Linked DNA regions of Homo sapiens: region 1 is linked to region 2. Evidence: read pairs that join two places in POLR2A ChIA-PET (ENCODE). Cell type or tissue: Caco-2. All regions are shown on one strand. Each heading gives the region's core, and the rest is flanking DNA. Links, peaks and the distances in the headings are about the cores only.

The links. ChIA-PET counts read pairs that join two places held together with the same protein. Peaks named below come from ENCODE experiments on the same cell type or tissue, not always from the same donor. Only the 100,000 strongest peaks of a DNase experiment are listed, where the experiment ranks them.
Region 1: POLR2A ChIA-PET joins it to region 2 with 5 read pairs; 8 of 35 experiments call an interaction of 5 or more read pairs at or near these places.

What each region holds. Positions count from the first base shown.
Region 1 is chr7:128,744,821-128,750,199 of GRCh38, reverse strand. CALU (calumenin) reads right to left here. Exons shown (of 7, transcript NM_001219.5): 2 at 1,396-1,627. The coding sequence starts at 1,616. Among named protein-coding and RNA genes, the nearest start is that of CALU, 8.2 kb to the right of the region's middle. In Caco-2, for the core only: no CTCF peak of the experiment used is centred there; a DNase peak (open chromatin) is centred at 2,671.
Region 2 is chr7:128,810,580-128,815,958 of GRCh38, reverse strand. CCDC136 (coiled-coil domain containing 136) reads right to left here. Exons shown (of 18, transcript NM_022742.5): 13 at 3,647-4,159; 14 at 3,030-3,251; 15 at 1,040-1,321; 16 at 28-345. Among named protein-coding and RNA genes, the nearest start is that of FLNC, 17 kb to the left of the region's middle. In Caco-2, for the core only: no CTCF peak of the experiment used is centred there; no DNase peak of the experiment used is centred there.

The DNA.
Region 1 (5,379 bases), core at 185-5,184, 66 kb after region 2:
CTGGAGTGCAGTGGCGTGATCTCGGCTCACTACAAGCTCCACCTCCCGGGTTCACGCCATTCTCCTGCCTCAGCCTCCCAAGTAGCTGGGACTACAGGCACGCGCCACCACGCCCGGCTAATTTTTTTTGTATTTTTAGTAGAGATGGGGTTTCACAGTGTTAGCCAGGATGGTCTCGATCTCCTGACCTCGTGATCCAACCGCCTCAGCCTCCCAAGGTGCTGGGATTACAGGCGTGAGCCACCGTACCTGATCTGCATTTCTATTTTCAGCCTGGAATGTTAGTACAGTTATTAGATTAAAACTGAAAGTGAGGATGGTCTCCCAAAGGAAAGCAACCTAATAGAAAACTAACTCTGTGATGCATATCTATCTACTTTCAAATGCTATGTGACAGTGCTCATTCTACATAGCAAAATATCTTTATTATTTCTGTCAATGTTGAAAAATAAAACATTGTACCCTTCAGTCAGTAGATAACCCAATGAAAAAATACATCTATTCTGCAGCATCTTCCAAAGCAAATCCTACAACGTCTTATGATCAAAATGCTACCCATCAAGGCAAAATATTTTTAGAAATTGCTATGTGTGGCACAACTTTCCACACAAATCTCTTGAATACAATCAGGAAGTTGCACCAACAGTGCTCACTGAGAAGAATATTTTTACAAAATTGACCTGCATTTTCTTCAAAAGGAAGGCTTTGGAAGGACCAAAAAAGACATTCTCAGATCCCCAATTAGAAATAATCAACTGGGATTCTACCAAATCCATTTTTCAGGACAAAAGATGTCTACCGAGAGAGCCAAAGAACCTGACTATGGCCCTGCTGTTACTGAAACAGTAACTCATACTCAGACATTAAGTTACAATTTTCTAAAAGACAAAGTTGGTTTGATTTTTGTTTTTTAATTAAACAAATATCTGAGAATGAAAATAAAGAGGGTGAAGGACACCTCGGGAAATCATAAACTTTATAGGGATCCAATGTGCCGTTTATTAGCCCATCAAAGACTTGGCTTGTGCCAGGTCAGTAGGGCACAGATAGTTTTTAAAAATTAAAAGCAGTAGAGATGAGAAGAGATGAGAAATCCCCCCATGCTATGTTCTTCTGGTAGCAAGATAATGCAGTTCAAGTTGGGTCTTGCAGTACTTGGTACTTTTATGCAAAAATGATGCTTTGTAGAATGAGGCACCAACTGTTATTCAATTAAAAATGTATGAAATCAGGCATTTAATGAAATTTTAGAGGTAGTAATTCCATGGTTAGCTTTCAGAAGATGTATTAATAGTTCAATATAACTTTACTCATAACTGAGCCAGAAAAGAAAAGAATTAGCCTTTATAAAGAATGTCATTACCCACACTAGACCCCTGAGAGGTGGTACCTTACCCAAGCCTTTCCTTGCTCTCTTCTGGTGTCAGCTGATCAAAGGTCTTTGCTTCTTCAGCACCCAAGAAGGCATCATGGTCATAATCAAAACTCTGAGCATCATTGTGAACCTTGTCACTGAGCTGAGGCTCATGATGTACACGGTCCTTCTTTTCTGTGGGTTTGCTCAAGGCAAAGGCTGTGCACAGGGACAGGCACATAAGAAACTGTCGCAGGTCCATGATAATTAGATCTTGAAGAAAATGAAAAGCAGTTAATTCAGGAGGCAGTATGCTTAATAACTAAATAAGAAATTAAAAGCTCACATCCGAGTTAAACTATTAATTTGATATACATATCTATGCAAGTCTTTTATATTATCCCAAATATTACTTCATCCATAAAATAAGTATGGTGGAATATCAGACTCTTCAATTATTACAGTGAGAAATTTTTACCAGTTTCCTTCATCTGATTGTAGGCTGATAAGAAACTTATAGTTAAAATGTCCACTTTCTGTTTTCTTTCAAAAGATACCAAAGTAGAATTTTAATCCTTTTGCCCAAGTTCATAAGAATTAAAAGTGAAAGAACCAAGGTTTAAATGTTGACTCCAAATCCTTTACTTCTTGTACGCATTGGTGGTCTGGTCTTCAAACATGGCTGGTTATTAGAATCATCTAGGAAGCTTTAAGTTTCTCCTATTGATTTAGAGTCTCTGAAGCTGAATTCAGACATTCGTAGCTTTAAATGTTTTTCAGGTGATTCTGATGTTCATGAGATTAGGAACCAGCGAAATACTTGGCAGCTTCCTTGGTCTATAGCACCAAGTCTCCAACATCCAGGCTCAACCTTGAGTCACCTTCAAAGGCCAAATCATTCAGATGGTCTAGTCATAGATAAGAACGTCTTTATCCTTCTGCACAGTTGTTTCCCATACTTGCCTAGGCATAAATACCACCTGTAGTACTGTTCAAAGTACAGATTCCCAGGCCCTGATTCAAACTTTCAGAATCTCTGTAGTCACAGGTGACTCTAATGAACAAGCACAAAGCTGGAACACTTGACTGAAAAATGTGACAAAAAACCTGCAAAGAAGCTGCAGAGTACACATCTGTTTAGCACACTCTACTGATACCCCGTGATACTATCCAGAGTGGTTAAGGTCTTAGAGGGAAAAAAAAAAATTAAAAATCAAGAAGAAGGGTTTTCAGGCTTTTACATTTTTTCTTTCATCACTGGGAAGGCAGCTCAGTGGGGGAGGGTGGGAGGTCCTGAAATGGCAGAGGAGGACATATCAGTAGAGAGTGGAAAGTGTTCTAGAGTAAATACGACAACACAGTAAGACAAACAGAAAAGTACCTAAGGAGATAATGGGGGCGGGGGTTGGGGGGCAGTCATTCCCAAGTGCCCCAGTCTCAAATAAGGTACTGTTACTGATGACGTGAAGGTTAAGACTTAGGAAAATCCATCAGAAGAAGCAATGTGAAAGCAAGACCATGAAACCCATAGAGAAATGGGTAGAAGATGGTACTTATTACTCTATTCCTATCAATGTTAGAACTTGGCTATGTTTCTCAACATTGTTTCATTCAATCCCATCAAAATACCCACATTTACAGACAAAGATACTTGTATTAAGATGTTCAATGATGACAGTTCACAATGATTAAAAAATCGGAAAACAAATAAAAACAGAGAATTGGTAAAATATATTAAATCTCGATTATGGAAAAATACACAAAGGTTAAAAAGAATGGGCCGGGCGCAGTGGCTCATGCTTGTAATCCCAGCACACTGGGAGGCCGAGGCGGGTGGATCACAAGGTCAGGAGATCGAGATCATCCTGGCTAACACGGTAAAACCCCGTCTCTACTACAAATACAAAAAATTAGCCGGGCGTGGTGGTGGGTGCCTGTAGTCCCAGCTACTTGGGAGGCTGTGGCAGGAGAATGGCGTGAACCCAGGAGGCAGAGCTTGCAGTGAGCCGAGATAGCACCTCTACACTCCAGCCTGGGCTACAGAGTGAGACTCCGTCTCAAAAAAAAAAAAAAAAAAAAAAAAGAATGACATGAGGCCGGGGGTGGTGGTTCACGCCTGTAATCCCAAGACTTTGGGAGGCTAATGCAGGCGGATCACTTGCATCCGGGAGTTTAAGACAAGCCTGGGTGATAGCGAAACACTGTCTCTACTAAAAATACAAAAATTAGCTGGGCATGGTGGCATACACCTGTAGTCTCAGCTACTCAGGAGGCTGAGGTGGGAGGATAGCTTGAACCCACCAGGTGGAGGTTGCAGTTAGCTGAGATTGTACCACTGCACTCCAGCGTGGGTGACAGAGATCCTATCTCAAAAAAAATAAAAAAAGCAGCCAGGCATGGTGGCTCATGCCTGTAATCCCAGCACTTTGGGAGGCCGAGGCGGGAGGATCACTTGAGGTCAGGAGTTCGAGACCACCCTGGGAAATACGGTGAAACCCTGTCTCTACTAAAAATACAAAACTTAGCTGGGTGTGGTGGCACACGCCTGTAGTCCCAGCTACTCAGGAGGCTGAGGCACGAGAAGTACTGGAACCCGGGAGGCAGAGGCTGCAGTGAGCTGAGATCTCACCACTGCACTTCAGTGACAGAGCGAGACCCTTCCTCAAAAAAAAGAATGTAAAAAAAAAAAAAGAACGAGATGCATCTATCTGCAGTGAAATGGAAAATTCACCAAGATATGTCAAGTGAACAAAAAAAGCAAGGTTCAAAACAACGTCAAGATCTCATTTACATAAAAAGCAAAACAAAATTAAACAATCTCCCCAGCTTGTTTTTATTTGTATAAAATATAACATGCACATAAATGGTGTGCAAAGACAAATACCCATGTGTAAACAGTGGTAACCTCAAGGTTCATGGGAGAAGAGACAGGAATGGGGTGGGCTGGTAAGATTGGTGTGAAAGTGAACTTTAATACTGTATCCTGCTGTACTGTCTAATTTGTATGAACAGCACACTCTCATGTTTATTAGCTTTCTGTGTGCACCACTTGTAAAATATTGCTCTGGGTGAACAACACTCTGGCTGACCCTCCAATAATTCAACTGATCAATCAAATCAGTTAAAGAGTAAACAGAAAATCCGAGATTTAGCGGCTCTATAAATACAACATTAAAGTGAGTATGCCTTTACTTCAGGGCAAAATGAAACTTCTATCTCAAACTATAAACAATTCTTTTTTTGAGACAGGGTCTTACTCTGTCACCCAGGCTAGATATAGTGGTGTGATGATAGCTCACTGCAGTCTGGTCCTCTGGGGCTCAGACCATCCTCCCACTTCAGCCTCCCAAGTAGCTGGGAATACAAGTGTGTACCACCATGCACAGCAAATTAAAAAAAAAAAAATGTTGTAGAGTCTCACTATGTTGCCCAGACTGGTCTCAAGCGATCCTCCAGCCCTGGCCTCCCAAAGTGCTGGGATTACAGTCGTAAGCCACCATACCCAGCCTATAAACAAATAATTCTTTAGATAAACAAAACTTTGGAAACAAAAAACAGAATTATATGTTGTTGATGTTTTGGGATATATCCCAACAATATGTATAGTGACAGAGGCTTGCAGAATCAAGTAAAATCAAGAGTCACTGCAACAAAGGATTTTCCTTATGCCTAAGGGGACTTTATCTTTAGGAAAATTTTACAAATGATTACATTCTCAAAATAAAATATAGCATAATACCCTAACAATTCTTGCCAACCCCAAATATTACAATATGAATAAATACTTATGCACTCTAACATAATCTGGTCCTGGAAAGGATACTGTACCAAGTTTTGAGACATGTAGCATACAGAAATGTAATAGATTGGTTTACTCTGTGATTTAGAGGGAAAACTACATTTATGTTTCAGGCTTAATATCTTGATACAAGGATACCAGAATTCCAAAGAGTAGAAGCCAAGTGATTTAGCTTTATCACTCACCCATTTCTCCTTCCTTCCCCTCTCCTGAATAAACTTTCAAT
Region 2 (5,379 bases), core at 48-5,047:
CTTGATCTAGGCTTTGGCTCTGGTTACCTTTTTGCTCTCGGAAAGTCTGAGGGGGTTATTTTCTTCGGGACTTTCAAGGGAAGAGTCGGCGTCATCCTCCTCCTCTTCACTGTCTTCTTCCTTCTCCTCTTCCTCTTTGTCCTCTTCATTTTCCTCCTGATCTTCTGTGGATTTAGCTTCCTCAGGATCTGCTGGCTCAGCAACTAGCTCATCCCCACACTGCTCCTTTGCTTCCTCTTTCACTTGCTTTTTTTCCTCCTCCATCTCCTCTTTCTTTTCCTCCTCTTTTGCTAGTCCATCTAATTTCCTCTGGCTGGCCTTGTAGTACAGCACTACCTCCAGACTCTGTGGGGTGGGAGTAGGGCAGGATGGCGGCTGCGTTACCTGTGAAGCTCCTAATCTCATGACAATGCTGTACTAGCTCCAGGAAACATGACTTCCAGCATGTCAGAGTGCAAGGGTGTGGCCCGGTGCTCTGGGACTGTGAGCCAATCCCCTGAGCATATGTAGAGGGCATCACACCTCACCTCTCAGGGCCACTATGTCTGTTGGCCATTAAGCCATTTCAAACAGCTACCACAACTAAAGAGTCTTGGGCTCTGCACCTAAATTGTTGCTTCCCACCCCTACAGTGACTCTTCTTTTACCCAATCCTCTTTCACTTATTAGTACATAACTACTTTGAACAAATTCCTCCCTCTTCATCTATTTGGTTCTTCTCTTGGGCATGTAACCCAGGAAGAACAGGAGCCCCAACAAATGGGGCTGGGCAAACTGAAGGAGTTGTCCAGCCTAGGGGCTGTGGTCCTTTGGGGCTGCACCTCCCGATGTGAGTTGTCTGTGTTCCACTCTCCCCATAACTTCACAGGAAAAGGGAGCACCCACTTTCCATTAAGATGGGAACCACTGTAGACACTTCAGAGATCCCAGAAGCTTCTCTACAAATCCCTTGCCTGGTTGAAAGGGTTGTGGAGGCAATGCTTCTTCCCAGGATCTCCTCCTCCTTTCTGCTTATCTGGCTACCAAGGTTACTACTCACCTTTCTGGTCTCAAGGTCGCTCTCAGAAGTATCCGAGCATGGCTTGGTCACCTTTTTCATTTTAACCCCATTGGCATTCTTGTTCATGTTCTTATTAGCATTCTTCCCCCGGGCTTCTTTGACAACAGAAGGCCTCTTCTCCCTGAGCTGGCGGAGCTCCTCCTGGCAGCACTGCAGCTGCCCCTCCAGCTGCTCCTGCACTACCAGAAGCCGCCCCTGCTCATCCATGCTAGCCTGGTATTGCAGCTGCAGCTCCCGCAGCTTGGTCTGCAGTTCTTTGATCTGTTGGTAGTGGAGGGCCAGTTACCCAGAGTTGGCTGGTTATGCAACCAGTTGGCTGACCACGCAACCAAACTCAGCCCTGCTTGGGGGTCACTGTCTCAGAAATCTCCCTGTTAAAGCCCATAGGAAGTAGACAATAAAGAAAATATTCAACGGTGGAAAATGAGCCTCTCAAATAGTTTTACAAATAGCTTCTCCTAACTTGAGGCACCTGATGATGTCCATCTAATAAGATGAAAAAAACGGCAGGGCGCAGCGGCTCACTTGCCATCCAGTGTAATCCCAGCACTTCAAGAGGCTGAGGTGGGCAGATCACTTGAGGTCAGGAGTTCGAGACCAGCCTGGCCAACATGGTGAAACCCCATGTCTACTAAAAATACAAACATTCGCTGGGCTTATTGGAGCGCGCCTGTAGTCCCAGAAACTTGGGAAGCTGAAACAGGAGAATCACTTGAACCCAGGAGGCGGAGGTTGCAGGAAGCTGAGATCGTGCCACTGCACTCCAGCCTGGTGACAGAGCAAGACTCTGTCTCAAAAAAAAAAAAGAAGGTCAAAACAATGATTTAAATGGTGTTTTCTACTGTGACTGGGGAATAACAATAGGGCTGCTACCAATTCTGAACCTCAGGGATTTATTATATAATTCTTTTTTTTGAGACAAGAGTTTCACTCTTGTTGCCCAGGCTGGAGTGCAATGGCATGATCTTGGCTCACCGCAACCTCCGCCTCCTGGATTCAAGCGGTTTTCCTGCCTCAGCCTCTTGAGTAGCTGGCATTACAGGCATGCGCCACCATGCCCAGCTAATTTTGTGTATTTTTAGTAGAGATGGGGTTTCTCCAAGTTGGCCAGGCTGGTCTCAAACTCCTGACCTCAAGTGATCCACCCGCCTCGGCCTCCCAAAGTGCTGAGATTACAGGGGTGAGCCACCGCACCTGGCCTAGAATTCTTTTTATGGGAACTCCTACTTCATCCAACCCATCTCTCTAACAGGAACAATTACTTAAAGAACTGTGTTGTACACTCCTGAAGTGTGTACTGGGCTCCTGCACCTCACCCTGGAAACAGAGGCAAGTCACATCCTGCTCCCTGATCTCGGGTTTTGTCTTCCTTGGCTGATGGCAGCACACAACCATCCCCTCAGTAGGTACCAATACTAGCCAATCTGGACCCATGTGTTCGCTGCTCTCTGAATCTCTCCCGTGTGTATACAAAGAGACCCCCACTGGACCGTGAACCCCTGGCCAGAGACAAGACTTCTGTCCCATTCCTAGGGGGTGCAGAGCACTCTTCTTGGCATTGTGAGCGATCCAAAAGGAGACATGTCCCTGTCCTTGAGCTGCTTGCAATCTAGTTGGTGCTCCTAGTTGGTGCACCGGGAGACAAGGCAAATGCACACAAAATGATGAAAGAAGATTGGCAAATGCAAAAATACAGTTCTACAGAAGTGGTCTAGAACACAAAGCAAAAGAGAACAGAAGTGGCAAAGGGAGAAAGAGAGAAATCATTCGATGAGAGAAGTCCTGATGACTAGTAAACCCCAGCTCCACGGGCACTTGGGAAATGTCATCAGGGATGGAGCAGACTGCCCAGCCTCTGAGGTGCATATTCTCCCTGCTTTGTCCCTCTCTTTAGCCTCTATGAAGTGGCCATGACCTCTATGGCTCCAGGGGCTGCCAGAGGAAACCCTGCCTCCCTGACAGTGGTTACCTCATTCTTGTCGTTCTGGGGGGCCATGGGCTTTTCAAGGCATTCCATGCACTCCTTGAACTCCCTTTCACAGGCATCCAGCTCTTCCTTCAGGTCTTTCTGCTTGGCCAGTAACTTTTCCATCTGCTCTTGCAGCTGGCTGTGTTCCTCCTGGCTTATCTGGTACATGGCCTGCACCGCCTGCAGCTTGATCAGCACTTTCACAACCATTTCCTCAAAGCGCTGCGGGGGGTGGGGGAGCAACAATAGCACCCTGAGGAGCACCTAAGCTCCGCCCTACTCTGCTGGGCCCTTCCCTGGATACCAAACAATGGCCACCAGGATCCAGAGATGCCCGCGGGGGATTACTATATTTACCCCCATAAAGAGCATCGTGGCTGTGGTGAGGAAACGGACTGAATCTTATGGGCCTCTGTCCAGATGGGGGATTCTCTCTATGAGAGGGCTGAGCGGGAGACCAGGCTGCCATGGGTAGAGGGCTTCGCTTACTTCCAATAGTTCCCCAGGTCAGTTCTGACCCCATTCCCACACTTCTTGCCCCTTCCCCTGGCGATGTATCTCTTAAAAAGACAAGAGTCCATCGTCCCCTGCCTGACCTGTCACCTGGCAACCATTACCTCCATGTCTTCAGGCTCAGCAGGTTCCTCGTCAGTGCAGCTGCTGACAAAACTCTTCTGGCAGGTGTCAGAGCTACTGGTGCTGCCGTAACTCTTCTTATAGGTAATGCTGCTGTTGCTGGTAGTGCAGTAACTCTTCCCATAGGCCTCACTGGCACTGGTGCTGCTGTCATAGCTCTTGAGAAAGCTCTTGCTGCTGGTCTGGGTGCTGGTGTAACTCTTGTAATAGCTCTCATTGTCATCCACAGTGGTATCATAAGTCTTGCGACAGTTCTCATTGCTGGGGACCATGCTACCATAGCTCTTCCCGTAGGACTCAAGGCTCATTTTTATAGAAGGGGACTGGACTTGAAGCAGCTGCATTTCTTCCAGGCAGAGCTGCAAGTCTGCCTGCAGCCTCTTCCGCTCCTCTAGGAGCCTCCCTTGCTCTTGCTGCAAGAGCTCCTGCTTCGCCTGACCGGCGTCATACATCACCTGCAGGGCCTGCATCTGCTCCATGAGCAGCTTGGATTGCTGGGGGCAGGGGTGGGGAGACAGTATCATTACTCTGACACTTCAGTCCTTCCAGCTGCACCTCTCCTGGTACAGATGTCTGAGAGCACACCTTAGAGAATGGCACACCTACATTTCCACCTCACCCCGGCCTATGTCTCTGACTTAGCCTATAGGTAACTGGCATGTATCAGTTTCTTGCTCATTTGGGAAAATCTCCCCAGGGCAGATACTCCATGATTTCCGGGCTCCCATTTCGGCTGGTTTCTGCACTTTGGTACATCCCTGTCTCCTTGGAGCAGTGCCGAGTGGGTTTCCAGAACACCCTGGCTCCCTACCACACCCTCTTCTCAGTCAGGTATACCTGTTATCCTGACCTTCAGGCTCAGTCCCCTCGCCCACCCCTAGTTCTAAAATCAGCCCCGGCCTTGAATGCGGCAATATGAAGAATTGGAATCAAAGTCTTACTATTAGTTCCTGTATCTCCTGCCCCAATTCTGAATCTGGCCTCTGGGCATGTTGGGCCTGGCTTCTTGGCTGCTGATGTCCAGGATGAGATCTGATCAGTTAAGGAAATATTTTATACCTGGTTCCCAGCTGTGTTACCCAGGCCTCCAGCCTGGACATCTGATGCCCCTGGAATATGATCCAGCCTCACAGTGTTGACTTCTGCTACTCCCTGGTTCTCCTTGTTCAGAATAAGATCTGAATGAATAGATTTGGCCTAAACCGAAACTGTCTACCTGCCCCTCCTTGCCCACGCTGAGACCTCAGAACAACTTTATCCCCCAACCCTGAAGAGAATTGTATGGTGATCTCCACCTGTGTCACCTCATCTGAATGACCTCTTGCTGGTACTTGAGAGGCATCAATTTTCTGGTCTAACCCCTGTGACCTTGCTCTGTTACTGCCACCAAAGTTCCAATGAAGATAGTGTGGTCAGTACTAAGAACCCCATATGCTAGGAATTCTTCTCTTGGAAATGAAAGGCCCCAAATTTGCCTCATAGAGAACACCAAAGGTGATAGATTTTGATAACTGAGAAGTGTACTTTTCCACTCAAGAAAAAGATGACATTTAGAGTCAGTCCAAAGGAATCCAAACAAACACCAAACTGATATTATACATCTTACTGGGAATGAGTCGAATGATCTGATGACAGACTTCTGGTCATCCCAGCTCTGCCCTGAGTGCTCATAGTGCTTCAACTGGGCACTGTGAATATCAGTGTGATAAAGGAT